Linked DNA regions of Homo sapiens: region 2 is linked to region 1. The links are chromatin contacts, found by Hi-C or POLR2A ChIA-PET in ENCODE. All regions are on one chromosome and are shown on one strand. Each heading gives the region's core, a stretch centred on a gene start or an enhancer-like site at or near the end of the contact. The rest is flanking DNA. Distances are from core to core; before and after follow the strand shown.

Region 1 (7,569 bases), core at 1,847-4,346:
ACCCCTCCCCTCACCTCTCCTCCATTATCCTCTCTGGCTCCCAAAGCTTTCTCCTCCCTCCCAGACAGTCTCTAGGGGCTGAGGCCAGGCAGGCGGAGCTGGGTGAGCTCAGTTCCACAGACAGTTTCAAAGAAATGCATCAAAATGTTACTAGTGGTTCTCTTTTGGGTAGAATTTACTAGTGGTTTTCATTTTCTTCCTTGTTTGTTTTGGTATTTTCTAATACCAAATATTATAATGAATGATGAATAACTTATTCAGGAAAAAAACACAAAACATTAATTTTAAAAATCGTAATTAATTTTCAATTGGCGCATGTTCTGTTCTCAAAAGGAGAAAGACTGGAAAGGGGGTAGAAAGAGAGGAGGAAGAGCCCCGCAGGGGACTAAGCAGGAACTTGTCCCCAAACTCCATCATTTCCTGGGTGCATCAGCCTTGGTGATGGGCCCTGTCACTCATCGCTCAGAGGCTTTCTGTCCTTCCTTGCCTGTCACTGGTCACTTGAGACTTAGTCACCCAATGGTTACCAGTTGGGTGGTGGATGGGCCAGACGGACCAGCATCATTGAGGGCAGCAATATGGATCAGGAGCATCCCCCACCTTGATCCTGGGCTGTGAGGTGTTCCCTTGTGGCCTCCCAGCCCTTCTGAGAACATAAAAGTTCAGTTACCTTTTCCCCCATTCCTATGTCTACTTCACTGTGCTTTTGAACAATATGAAAATGTTGTATGATGTGTAACTGATGGTGGAGCCTTCAGGGGTCCTAGTTACTTAAAGAACAAAGCTCTAAGTGTCAGTGTGGTGTACGGAAAGAGCATGAGTTATAGAGTCAGCAGAGGGATTTAAATAAGGTCAGGCCAGTTGGGAGTTCCATGTTCTTGGTCAAATTTCCCTTTCTGAGTATCTATTTCCTCCTACAAAAAGTGGCCGGAATAATTTTCCCCTCACCAGATGGCTGTGAGAACTATAGGAGGTAATATATAAAGCATGTAATACATAGTAGCTTTTTATTTATTTATTTATTTATTTTTTTTTTGTGGGGGGACAGAGTCTCGCTCTGTCGCCCAGGATGGAGTGCAGTGGTGCGATCTCAGCTCACTGCAACCTCTGTCTCCCGGATTCAAGCGATTCTCCTGCCTCAGCCTCCTGAGTAGCTGGGATTACAGGCGCGTGCCACCACGCCTGGCTAATTTTTGTATTTTTAGTAGAGACGGGGTTTCACCATGTTGGTCAGGCTGGTCTCAAACTCTTGACCTCAGGTGATCCACCCACCTCGGCCTCCGAAAGTGCTGGGATTACAAGTGTGAGTCACCATGCCCGGACTTTAATTCCTTTAATTTTTTATTTCCATAGGTTTTTGGGGAACAGGTGGTATTTGGTTACATAAATTCTTTAGTGTTTAGTGGTGATTTGTGAGATTTTGGTTCACCCATCACCCAATAATAGGTATTTTTATTTTAATTAATTAACTAATTAACTAATTTTGAGACAGAGTCTCATTCTGTCACCAGGCTGGAGTACAGTGGCGCGATCTCAGCTCACTGCAATCTCCGCCTCCCCAGTTCAAGCAATTCTCCTGCCTCAGTCTCCCGAGTAGCTGGGATTACAGGCGCATGCCATCACGCCTGGCTAATTTTTGTATTTTTAGTAGAGACAAGATTTTGCTATGTTGGCCAGGCTAGTCTCAAACTCCTGACCTCATGGTCCGCCCACCTCAGCCTCCGAAAGTGCTGGGATTACAGACGTGAGCCACTGCTCCCGTCCGGTATTTTTAAATGTAAGTTTTTCTTCTTTTCCTTGCATAGCATTTAAGGCCCTCTCCAAATTCTGTCTCCCAACCACTTTCCCACCCTGGTCATTCTTTGACAGTGATTTATTAAGCACAGCCTCGAAAGCATGGAGGTGGCCTGGGGTAGGCACTCGGGCTTCAGTGGTGAATGAAGCAGTCGTGACCCTTCTGACTTACTGAGTACAGCAGTCTCTCAGCTCTGCACTTTTACTCAAGACCTGCACTGTCTGTCTCTCAGTATCCTTTTACCCTATCAATTCTTTTTTTTTTTGAGATGGAGTTTTTGCTCTGTTGCCCAGGCTGGAGTGCAATGGTGTGATCTCAGCTCACTGCAACCTCTGCCTCCTGGGTTCACGTGATTCTCCTGCCTCAGCCTGCCGAGTAGCTGGGATTACAGGCGCCCGCCACCATACCTGGCTAATTTTTGTATTTTTAGTAGAAACAAGGTTTCACCATGTTGGTCAGGCTGGTTTCGAACTCTTGATCTCAAGTGATTCACCCACCTCAGCCTTTCAAAGTGCTAGGATTACAGGAGCGAGCCACCATGCCTGGCCTTACCCCATCAATTCTTAGCTGGCCTTCAAAGCCCATCTCAAAGCCTGACTTCTCAGCAAACCTCCCCCCAGCCCCAAGCCCCTTAGGGTGAATCACCTCTGGCCTGGCACGCTGGCTCCCCTCTTCCCAGGTGTCTGGATCTGCCTCACTGGATCCGTAAGCTCCCTGAGGGTAGGCTCTGGGCCCTTTACTTATTTGTGCCCTTGTTAAGTCCCACCTACACCCACATATTCCAGGCTCATTAGATTCTTGAAATAATGACTTTTTATTAAAGCAGACATAAGTAGGTTGCAGGAGCATCTATATTCCCAACTTGGTCTTGGGTACAAAGAAACTGAGACTTCACGCTTGACTCCTTCACCTGAAACCCAAGCTACCTCAGCTGTTTCCTACCTCTCAGCTTATTCTAGGGAGACTCAAAGGTAGGGGCGGAGTGATTTGCTGGCCCAGGGTCCCTGAGGCACATTGATGTCTAATTCCAGGGGATGTCCATGATCCCTATCTCTAGTCTCTCCAGAGATTCTGGTTCTCGTCCTGCCTGGATGCTCACCCTAGGGCAGTATGAAGTTTTTCCATCTCCAGCAGAGGACTCTGAGGGAAGCGATTGGGAACTCTCTTTGGCTTCCGCTCTCTGGTAGGGCAAGGGTTAATGGTGAATTGCAACATATCTCTTGGCTGAGTCACCTCCCTCTGCCTCTCCCCCAAATTCCCCTCAGCTGTTATAAAGAGGACTAGAGGCTGGAGAGTAAAAAGAACTGGGGGTAAGAGCCCCTCTGCCTAGCACTGCTCCCCCAAGGCTCCCAGAAATCTCAGGTCAGAGGCACGGACAGCCTCTGGAGCTCTCGTCTGGTGGGACCATGAACTGCCAGCAGCTGTGGCTGGGCTTCCTACTCCCCATGACAGTCTCAGGCCGGGTCCTGGGGCTTGCAGAGGTGGCGCCTGTGGTAAGTCCCCCAAGAAAGAGACCTGGGCCAGCGGAGGGACAGGGGTTACTGCTCCACAGCCCCATCGAAGCCTCCCTCCTGACCTTCAGCCTGCCTGCCTTTCCCTTGCTCTCTCTGCCCCATGGTCTACCCTGCCCATCTCCCGCTGCTTCCCCTTGTTCCACCTGAGCCCCTTCTCTAAGGTGCTTCTCCATTAGTGCTTCCATATCAGGTCCCTCCTCTCCTGATGGATCTGTTAGGTCACTTAGAAGCTTTACTCTGAGACTAACCCCCTTTTAACCTGCTTACCTCCACTCCCATCATAGGACTACCTGTCACAATATGGGTACCTACAGAAGCCTCTAGAAGGATCTAATAACTTCAAGCCAGAAGATATCACCGAGGCTCTGAGGTGAGAAGCTATGAGGTGTATGCCTTTAGGGCTAAGGTCTCAAGGTCTTCTTCCTTCTCATCCCTTCCTCTCCCCAGGCCCACCTCCTCCTGACCCTAAACCATGCCAGGGATTTAGAGATGGGTGGCGATCATTATTATGGTGGTGGGGCATGGGGTGAGATGGGGATTCACAGATGAGGAATACAGGCATTGGATCTTCCTAGGCCATAAGCATTCCTTTGGAGTCTCTACCCACATCATATCTCAAATACTAATATTTAGTTATAGTCCACATAAAGTGTAATGATATGTAAAACTGAGTTGAGTTGTTGACATGCTATTACCTTTTGTGGGCCTTCAATTTGGTACTTATTTATTTCTATTTTATAGTTTTATATGTTGATGTAATGGATTATTTTTCTTTCTGCTCTCAGATATGTTCAGGTCCCTTGAAAAGCCCCTAGGCCCTATGACAGTCCATAGATGGATGAAATTGCTCCAGGGCAAGCTGGGCTGGGACGGGTATCCATTCAGGAAGGGAGAAGGCTGAAGGAGGACAGGCTGTCAGGTGGGAGCACTAGTGGAAAGCTCTCCAGAGCAGGGGAGCCAGACACCTCCACAGAGTAGGAGAAGGTTAGAAATTGCAGTAGAGGGGCTGGGCATGGTGGCTCACGCCTGTAATCCCAGCACTTTGGGAGATCCAGGCAGGGGGATTGCTTGAGCCCAGAAGTTTGACAGCAACCTGGGCAACATAATGAGACCCCATCTCTACCAAAAAAGAAAGAAAGGAAGAAAGAAAGAGAGAAGAAAAAGAAAGGAAGGAAGGAAGGAAGGAAGGAAGGAAGGAAGGAAGGAAGGAAGATTGCAGTAGAGGAGGAAGGCTACACCTGAGGGCAAACTTACTCAAATAAAAGACACTGAAAATGGGGAGATGAAGCTGGAGTATCTCCATTTCTGCAGAACAGAAGAGAAAGTCCCAGTTATGAGGACTGGAGGCTGGAGTAACCCTGTCAGCTTCAGGGATTCTGTGCTATTCTTGGCCATGAACTTGGGCAGCAGGAAGTCAAAGAGCAATCATCTCCCAGTCATTTCAGATTTTCCTGTCCTGGTAGACCCATCCCTCTCCCTCCTTCAGAGCTTTTCAGGAAGCATCTGAACTTCCAGTCTCAGGTCAGCTGGATGATGCCACAAGGGCCCGCATGAGGCAGCCTCGTTGTGGCCTAGAGGATCCCTTCAACCAGAAGACCCTTAAATACCTGTTGCTGGGTGAGAACAGAGCCTGGAAAAGAGAGGGAGAGGAGGGGGTGATGTGGTTCTGGCGTGTGGGTGGCATTAGGACAGTCTGGACCAGCTCAGTGTTGAATAGATAATCACCTGGTGATTACCTGGTTGTCACCTGTCTTGGGGGTTGAGTGCCTAAACCCAGAGGAGCTCTCTGGGGTTGGCAGAAGGATCTGTATTTCTAATCTGTTTTCTGGTCATTAACTAGGCCGCTGGAGAAAGAAGCACCTGACTTTCCGCATCTTGAACCTGCCCTCCACCCTTCCACCCCACACAGCCCGGGCAGCCCTGCGTCAAGCCTTCCAGGACTGGAGCAATGTGGCTCCCTTGACCTTCCAAGAGGTGCAGGCTGGTGCGGCTGACATCCGCCTCTCCTTCCATGGCCGCCAAAGCTCGTACTGTTCCAATACTTTTGATGGGCCTGGTAGGCAACAGTTCTCAGTTCCCACCTCATAGACCTCTGAGATTACCTCTGTCTCCTTGAACCAGTGACTCTAGAACCTTGATGTTTGGGCTGCTCTTTATCCCACCTGCACCATACGCTCTCTAATTACCTCCTAACGGGAGCACGGGCGCAGTTGGTCATCTACATGGAGCCTCCTGTTTGAAACTTCCTCCCTCCCTCCCTTCCTTCTCTCCTTCTCTCTCCTTCCCTCCCTCCCTTCCTTCTCTCCCTCCCTCCCTTCCTTCTCTCCTTCTCTCTCTCCCTCCCTCCCTCCCTTCCTTCCTTCTCTCCCTCCCTCCCTCCCTCCCTTCTTTCCTTCCTCTCTCTTGCTTGCTTGACAGTCTCACTCTGTTGCCCAGACTGGAGTACAGTGACACAATCATGGCTCACTGCAGCCTCAACCTCCCAGGCTCAAGTGATCCTCCCGCCTCAGCCTCCCAGGTAGAGACTACAGGCAAACACTACCACACCTGGCTAATTTTTGTAGAGATGAAGTTTTGCTATGTTGCCCAGGCTGGTCTTAAACTCCTGTACTCAAGCAATCCTCCTGCCTTGGCCTCTGAAAGTGTTGGGATTACAGGTGTGAGCCATCACCCCTGGCTGCCTATGCTTCTTTTTCTCCCTTAAGTTCCCCTGTTCAAGGCATACCTTAGAGGTATGGGCCAGAGAGGACTGGGTCAGAGAGCAGGGAGTGGCTGGGAAGGTAAGGGACAGTGATGGGCATTCCTGAGAGAACTGGGTGATGACAGGGGAATCTGAAAGGGGAGAAAGAAGCATCCAAGAGACAGTGAACATAGCTGGGGGAATTTTAAAGGTATGCATTAATTAGAGTTTATAATAGGCAGGGTGTGCTCTAGCCTAGCGGGCTCTGACCTCCTTCCTGTTCACCTTTGCCTTTGTCCAGGGAGAGTCCTGGCCCATGCCGACATCCCAGAGCTGGGCAGTGTGCACTTCGACGAAGACGAGTTCTGGACTGAGGGGACCTACCGTGGGGTGAACCTGCGCATCATTGCAGCCCATGAAGTGGGCCATGCTCTGGGGCTTGGGCACTCCCGATATTCCCAGGCCCTCATGGCCCCAGTCTACGAGGGCTACCGGCCCCACTTTAAGCTGCACCCAGATGATGTGGCAGGGATCCAGGCTCTCTATGGTCAGTCCCTCCCCCTAGTGAGGGGGAGGGTCAGTCTGACTCCCACGTCAAGGCTTGAAGAGACAGGTCTAGCCTCCATGTAGGGATATAGCTTAGTGTCTTTCTTCTCCTCCAGCCCAGTTACTCAGGCTTCTTCATTTTCAGGAGCAGTTTTTCTCAGACTCTTCTATGTCTAATCTTCCTTCCAGGCCTCTCTCCTTACACCCATGCTTGGGGATGGAGAATGCACCTTCTTTTTTTTTTTTTTTTTTTTTGAGATAGAGCCTCACTCTGTCACCCAGGCTGGAGTGCAATGGCATGATCTTGGCTCACTGCAACCTCCGCCTCCCGGGTTCAAGCCATTCTCCTGCCTCAGCCTCCCAAGTAGCTGGGATTACAGGCACACGCAACCACGCCCAGCTAATTGTTTTTGTATTTTAGTAGAGATGGGGTTTCACCATGTTGCCCAGGCTGGTCTTAAATTCCTGAGCTCAGGCAATCCACCCGCCTCAGCCTCCCAAAGTCCTAGGATTATAGGCGTGAGCCACCACACCCGGCAAGAATGCACATTTTAACAATCCTCCTTCTCCCTTTCTGGTGTCTCTCAAACCTAGAACGTGTCTCCCGCTGATATCAACATAATATTGCCTACCACAAATGAAAACGCTCTAGGATTCCCTTTTCCCCTCTGTATGGGGACTCTGAGCAAAACTTACAGGAGACTGGTGTGGAGGACAGGTGCTGTGAGTTCTCTCCCTAAGCAGCATTACTTTACCTTATAGGCAAGAAGAGTCCAGTGATAAGGGATGAGGAAGAAGAAGAGACAGAGCTGCCCACTGTGCCCCCAGTGCCCACAGAACCCAGTCCCATGCCAGACCCTTGCAGTAGTGAACTGGATGCCATGATGCTGGGTGAGGCCCCTCCCCTCCAGGCTGTTGGCAGGCGGTGGGGGCAGCCTGCTGATCCTGAGGCCTGGACAAATGGGAGTGACATGGGACTTCAGCATGAGCAATGGAGGTTAGACCCCAGGCATTAATGACCATGGAAGGAGACA
Region 2 (7,569 bases), core at 2,405-4,904, 680 kb before region 1:
GAGGCAGGCAGATTGCTTGAGGCCAGGAGTTCAAGACCAGCCTGGGCAACATGGCAAAACCTCGTCTCTACTAAAATTAGAAAATTTAGCTGGGCCTGGTGGCGCACACCTGTAGTCCCAGCTACCCAGGAGGTTGAGGCGGGAGAATCGCTTGAACCCAGGAGACTGAGGTTGCAGGGAGCCAGGATCGCGCCACTGGACTCCAGCCTGGGTGACAGGGTAAGACTCTGTCTCAAAATAAATAAATAAACAAATAAATAAAATTTAACTGAGTATGGAAAATACACAAATTACATAAGCAAATGCATCTACAACCCTTTCCAAAACAGAAACACAGTAAGCCCTACTTGACAAGACAAAGAGCAACGTAATAATGCTATAGTTTAAAAACACCCTCCCTGGTCATCTAGTGTTGAGGAAAAAAATTAAGTAAAATAAAAATAAAAATATGGGGCCAGGCGCAGTGGCTCATGCCTGTAATCCCAGCACTTTGGGAGGCCGAGGCAGGCAGATTACCTGAGGTCAGGAGTTCAAGACCAGCCTGACCAACATGATGAAACCCCGTCTCTACTAAAAATACAAAAAAATTAGCTGGGCGTGGTGGCGGGCACCTGTAATCCCAACTAGTCAGAAAGCTGAGGCAGGAGAATCACTTGAACCCAGGAGGCGGAGGTTGCAGTGAGCCGAAATCACGCCACTGCATTCCAGCCTGGGCGCGACAGAGCAAGACTCCATCTCAAATAAATAAATAAAAATATGGGCCAGGCTTGGTGACTCAAAGTATAATCTCAGCACTTTGGGAGTCCAAGGCAGGGCAGATCACTTGAGGTCAGGAGTTTGAGACCAGCCTGGCCAACATGGTGAAACCCCGTCTCTACTAAGAACACAAAAAAATTGTCCGGGTGTGGTGGCACTCCTGTAGTTCCAGCTACTTGTGAGGCTGAGGCAGAATTGCTTGAACCTGGGAGGCGGAGGCTGCAGTGAGCTGAGATCACACCACTGCACTCCAGCCTGGGTGACAGAGCGAGACTCCATCTCAAAAAAAAAAAAAGTAAAAATAAAAATATGAAAACCCTCCACGTTCACAAACTTATATAGGCACAAAAGGAGTCATATGCATGGCCACAGAGTGATGCACAGATACAGCATCCTTACATCTGATCATAACATTGACTTATAAGAACCCAAAGAATTGACAAATACATTAGTAATTAGTAATTATGTATCTACCTATCCTCCCCAACCAATTCCAACAATTCCTGAATTGTCAAACCTTACTAAGAGATTTCAACCCAAACCCACAACCATACCTCTTGTCCCCTATACTATCCTAGATTTAGAAGCTAATTAACTTTTTCCTATACTCCAAGGTGGGAGAGGGAGCAGAGAGCAAAAAGAGATTTTTAGATAGCTTCAAATACGTGAAACCTCTAATAGGGAAGCAATTCATTTTGGGAATTCATTTTATTTTAATGAGTTCTGGGTAACCTGAGAGAACTAGGAGGGAAAAAAATCAGGAAAGAAATTTTCACATGGTACTCTACAAGGTTTGAAAAGAATAAAGACATGTGAAATATTTCCCTTTCAAATATATACGTATAATATATAATGTATTATCTATACATATATTTGATAAAGGGATGTCAGTATATGTACATATAAACATATATTGATAACCAACAAATGTGTATAAACTCATATTTCATTTCTTTTTGAGATGGAGTCTTGCTCTGTCACCCAGGCTGGAGTGCAGTGGCACAATCCTGGCTCATTGCAACCTCTGTCCCCCAGGTTCAAGTGATTCTCCTGCTTCAGCCTCCTGAGTAGCTGGGATTACAGGCGCGTGCCACCAAGCCCAGCTAATTTGGGGTTTCACCATGTTGACCAGGCTGGTCTCGAACTCCTGACCTCAAGTGATCCACCCACCTTGGCCTCCCAAGTGCTGGGATTACAGGCATAAGCCACCATGCCCAGCCTCATTTCTTTTTTAAAGTAAATTTTATTGTGTATATTTAAGGTATACAACATGTTACGGGATACATATAGATAGTAGAAAGGTTACTATAGTGAAGTAAATTAATCATCCCACATAATTGTCCCTTTTGTTTCTTTTTGTGGCAAGAGGAGCTAAAGTCTGCTCATTTAGCATGAATCCCATATACAGTACAACTTTATCATCTATAGTCCTCATGTTGTACATTGGATCTCAGGATTTGTTCATCCTACATATCTACTACTTTGTATCCTCTGACCTATAGCTCCCCATTTCCTCTCCCCTCTACCCATATTTCTTCAGGATATAAACAAAATGAGTACCACACAGACTAAGCCCATAAATCAACATTAAGTGTTTTGGGTCTAAACATTTACCCACTGCATTGATCAGACACTTGTGTTTAAATCCACCTCTAATGGTCTCATTAGGTACATGAGAAAGCAGCAGGAATCGTTCCTCACCCTCCAACATTCCATTAGATGAGCAAAAGATTCCCTAAATGTCTATGTCACATTTTTTCTTCAAAGAACAGCTACAACACAAAGAGAGGGTAAAGAGTCTTCTTCCTGCTACAGCATGAAATTCCTCCTAATCAGTATGCTGTGCGCCCTGAAATGCCAGAAACTGCCAAATATATTCCTTGTCAAATATGGACAAGATTGTCCATCTCTCCCCATGTGCCCAAGGACAGCACAATTCTCTGGCAGCCATGGGTTAATCATAAAGACTCCTAGGATCACTGCAAAGTCTGGCTATCTGCAGAGGTCCAAGTATCAGTTCAAATACAAGATCCAAAGTATCACAGCGCTCTGTGCCTTAATCCCAAGGTGCGATGTCTCTCAAGACTCCTTCTCTATAGGCTGGGTGGGGTAGGATCTGTAGTCTAGAAGAGTATACCCAGCTCTTGATAAACTGTTGTGGTTTCTCTGACTATCTATGATTTCAGCTATCTAATACTACTGGTGGTATGGGTAGGAGGGAAGGTTGGGGAGAGAATGGAAACAGTTAATCAAAAAATAAAATAATCTTGTGGGGTGGGGTGGACTGGGGGACAGGGTCTGAAATGACATATTATCCTTGTGGAGATTGATACATCAGCAGGAAGTCAAACTAACTTCATTTCATAAGGATACAAACTTGCAAGCTTGATTTGTTTTTAATTCCCCTGTCTTTTCAGGCCTCGCAGAGACTGAAAGTTCCCTGAACTCCAGAACCAGTTGAGGAAAGATGCAGAAAGCAGTAGTGGAAAAGGGAGAAGCGCGGTGAGGAATTAGGAATCTTGAGAGAGGAAGCCCCTTCCCCTCTTTAAAAAGAATGTAAAAACCAAGGGCATTGCAAGATCCCCAGAAAAAGAAGTAGCTAGATACCAAAAAAGCGCTTTTCCCTACCTTCTTGTTGTTTCTATTGTAGCCAAAAGTCGAAATCCCGGGCCTGGAAGTCACGGATAGCAGCATTTTCTCTTTAATGTTAGGGAACGAGCGAGAGAGAGAGAGAGAGAGAAAGGGAGGGGGTAAGAAAGACGGGGAGGGAGGGAGGAGGGGAGCGAGGGAAAGGGGGAGAGGGAGGGAGGAAAAAAGGGAGGGGGAGGAGAAAGGAGGAGAAAAGGAGCAGGAGGAGAGAGATGAAGGGGGGCTGCGGGCAGAGAATGAGCTCGGGCTGCTCCTTTACGTCACTGAGAGAAGTTAACAGAGTCTGAATGAGGCAGAGGCACTTCCACTGGGTCCTAATGCCCAAGATGTTTTTTTTTGTTTGTTTTTCATAGTCTCAGGAGTTAAAGCTAGAAAGAAGAGTTCTTAGGTCTAACCCCTTTCAAATTTATCCCCTTTCCTCTATGAACAAGTTCCGATTCTCATATAAAGACAATGAGGGCTTTATTTCCACCCTTAGATCTCAGCTATAAGATTTCAAGCTTGATTTTAAAGGGGCTCCTGAGACATTGCCTTGGAGAACACGCAAAAAAAAAAAAAAAAAAAAACAGAGTTAGAGTGTGTGAGATAAGCTCAGGGCTTCCCCTACTTTACACTTACAGTGATTTTTTTTTTTTTTTTTTGAGACAGAGTTTTAGTCTGTCACCCAGGCTGAAGTGCAGTGGTGCAATCCCGGATCCGGCTCACTGCAACCTCCACCTTCCGCAATTCTCCTGCCTCAGCCTCTCGAGTAGCTGGGATTACAGGTGACCACCACCACACCCAGCTGATTTTTGTATTTTTTAGTAGGGACGGGGTTTCGCCATCTTGGCCAGGCTGGTCTCGAACTCCTGACCTCAAGTGATCCACCCACTCAACCTCCCAAAGTGCTGGGATTACAGGCATGAGCCACCACCCCTGGCCCATTTATAGTGATCTTAATGTACAAAGGAACAAACAGAGGAACACACCAAAGAGCAGAGCTAAGCAAAACAGAGTATGGGGTATAACTAGTTTCAGATCCTTAGATGTGTTTCTCTTGGGTCATACCAATGGGCTGATGCCCCTCACTCCTATTTCAGATTCTCCGAGGAATGAGTTCATACTTAAGAAGGAATTATCAGACTGGACTATATCATGAAACTTGGTGCCTTGTTATTTCTCTAACAATTGCAGGCTATCTTATTTAACACTTTACCCTGCTATTTCCTCATCTTTAAGATCCATGAAACTGAAACAATTACAGTAACTCACCAAACCTGGAGTTTATGTCTAAATTGAAGTCTACAGTTGGGATGTCTGCTTTGAGTTGTCTTTGAGCTGTTTAAAAAAAAAAAATACTTAAGAAGCATATGCTTCAACAGAATAAAAACACAAAATTCTTAGGAAGGAATACAAATTTCAGAGTCAAGAACCTAATAGAGTTGCAACACTTACCTCTACTAGTTTCCAAAGAATGTCTTTGTAGGCGTAACCTTAACAAGAAAGGAAACCAAAAACTTAAGAATGATATCCAGTAACCCCTACCAATCCAAGTGCAATAGGGATGTTAAATGAAAGCCTTCAAATCCCTTCATAAGGCCACCTTGCTGCCATCCTAAGTAGTTTCTTGAGATATAAATTAACCCTGTCTGTTTTGTGACAACAAATATTAAGCCCAAACCCTCCCTCAAATGAAGTTCTGGTCTCTATTCTAGTTTCCGTGTCACTTTTTTGCTATGATAATGGAACAGACAGTATTAGTATTCTGCAGAGTAAATATACATACCCTACCCCCAATCTCTAACTTTCATTTCCAATAGGACAGGAAGTGCCTGCTCAGCTCAGGGGACACAGGAAGGGTGGGAGAGCCTCAGTGTGGGAATTGCAACTGAGACTGGAAACACAGCAGCCAAATGCAGTAAATAAATAAATGAAGGCATCACTCAGTGATATCTTTTTTTTTTTCTGAGACAGAGTCTTGCTCTGTTGCCCAGGCTAGAGTGCAGTGGTGCTATCTTGGCTCACCGCAACCTCTGCGTCCCGGGTTCAAGCGATTCTCCTGCCTCAGCCTCCCGAGTAGCTGAGACTATAGGCATGCGCCACCATGCCCGGCTAATTTTTTTGTATTTTTAGTAGTCTTGTTGGCCAGACTGGTCTCAAACTCCCGACCTCAGGTGATCTGCCCGCCTTGGCCTCCCAAAGTGCTGGGATTACAGGAGTGAGCCACCGCGCCCGGCCCATATATATATATATATATATTTTTTTAAGTCCTTTTTCTGCTCTCAGAGACTCTCATTAACCAATTTATCCTTGCTGTTTAGGCCCTTGGATGATATCTTCTCCTTTACCCTAACAATGTGGTACAGAAACCTTTCTCTTGAAGGCCTGATTCATAAAGGCAATCAACCCAATTTAACTTTTTTTTTAAGTCTAATTTTTCTTTCTACTTTTTTTTTTTCCCCCTGAGACAGAGTCTCACTCTGTCGCCAGGCTGGAGTGCAGTGGTGCAATCTTGGCTCACTGAAACCTCTGCCTCCCGGGTTCAAACGATTCTCCCGCCTTAGCCTCCTGAGTAGCTGGTACTACAGGCATGTGCCACGACGCCCAGCTAATTTTTGTATTTTTAGTGGAGACGGGGTTTCACCATGTTGGCCAGTCTGGTCTCGAACTCCTGACCTCAGGCAATCCACCCGCCTTGGCCTCCCAAAGTGCTGGGATTACAGGTGTGAACCACGGCACCCGACCGAAAAATCTAAATTTTTATAATCTGGTAAATTAGGACCACAGAAGTAAAATGACCCGGATATGCAAACTGATGCCAAAGGTGTATTATGTTAAAGAGCACCAACAAAACTGGAAACTAAATCCTTCATTCTGGTGAGTATATGTATTATAAACATATATTTTTTTTTATGACAGGGTCTCACTCTGTCACCTAGGCTGGAGTGCAGTAGCACAATCACGGCTCACAACAGGCAGCTTTGACTTCCCCAGGTTCAGGTGATCCTCACACCCATCCCACCCCTCCCCACCCTGTAGCTGGGACTACAGGCATGCACCACCACACCTGGCTAACTTTTGTAATTTTTTTTTTTTTGGTAGAGACGGGGTTTCATCATGTTGCCCAGGCTGGTCTTGAATTCCTCAGCTCAAGCAATTTGCCCACCTCAGTCTCCAAAACTGCTGGCATTACAGGTGAGTATATTTGTAAAGGAGTTATGGAATTCTGTGGAAATGATGGGGAAGGTAATGGTGTTCTGTGGTTAGATTCAGGAAGTATACGGGAGGAGGAAGAATCCTACTTCCTCCAGTGTATTTACTTTGACGCCCTTCTGCTTTGCCCATTACATTGCCCACATTTTTCCAGATTTAGTCAATGCCTCTCTAATTCTTGGTTCTCATGAACCCAGCACTCAGGAATTGTTTTGAAGGGAAAAAAGCAAAATGAGAGTTATCTGTAACTTCTTTGGGGAAGAGACATTTGTACCTGATTCAATATAGGCTTGTTTGTGATTTCTCCAGAAAAACAACTCTTTTAAACAAGTGTCCAAGGTGAAGGAGTAGGGGCTAGGTCAACCCCAAAATGTAGCTGAAAAATGTCCCAGCACTTTGGGAGGCTGAGGTGGGCAGATTGCTTCAGTCCAGGAGTTCAAGACCAATGTGGGCAACATGGCAAAACCCCATTTCTGCTAAAAATACAAAAAACTAGCCAGGCATGGTAGTGCATATCTGTAGTCCCAACTCCTCAGGAGGCTGAGTTGGGAGAGCCATCTGAGCCTGGGAGGTCGAGGCTGCAGTGAGCTGAGATGGCGCCACTGTACTCCAGCCCAGGCAACCAAAGTGAGATCCTGTCTCAAAATAAAAGAAAAAGAAAAATAAAGAAAAATGTTTGCATGCCTCTATTGGCCCCTCCATATCAGAGTGGAGAATTCAGAAGAATGTATTACCTGTAGATGTGCTGGACCCTAGCCAGACATTCCAATGGAGACAGGCTGGTGTGGTATATGTGGTTGAAAGCAATGAGACAGGTCAGTTTGCGTGTGAGGCTCTGATTGTGGCTAAGAGACCTGAACAAGGTATATTAGAGCCAAAGAAACATTTTTCCCTAGGTATAAATACTCCCTGTGGATTATCTTCTCATTCCACTGATTAACTTTTGTGTCCAAAAGGCTATGTAATGGAAAT

Evidence for each region. Hi-C counts contacts between places; a loop is a spot of excess contacts on that map. ChIA-PET counts read pairs that join two places held with the same protein, here RNA polymerase II (POLR2A).
Region 2: a map of ascending aorta shows a loop between it and region 1 (4-fold over the local background). The contact joins the promoter of RBMS2 here to the promoter of MMP19 in region 1. A Hi-C loop is called at or near these places in 1 of 168 maps with a recorded cell type or tissue (ascending aorta). POLR2A ChIA-PET finds 5 or more read pairs at or near these places in 2 of 52 experiments (A673 and endothelial cell of umbilical vein).

The regions. Positions count from the first base shown.
Region 1 is chr12:55,838,463-55,846,031 of GRCh38, reverse strand. MMP19 (matrix metallopeptidase 19) reads left to right here and starts at 3,096. Exons shown (of 9, transcript NM_002429.6): 1 at 3,096-3,288; 2 at 3,594-3,679; 3 at 4,796-4,926; 4 at 5,150-5,365; 5 at 6,291-6,536; 6 at 7,298-7,426. The coding sequence starts at 3,202.
Region 2 is chr12:56,517,905-56,525,473 of GRCh38, reverse strand. RBMS2 (RNA binding motif single stranded interacting protein 2) reads right to left here and starts at 3,654. Exons shown (of 14, transcript NM_002898.4): 1 at 3,385-3,654. The coding sequence starts at 3,450. RefSeq lists an enhancer at 2,476-3,219.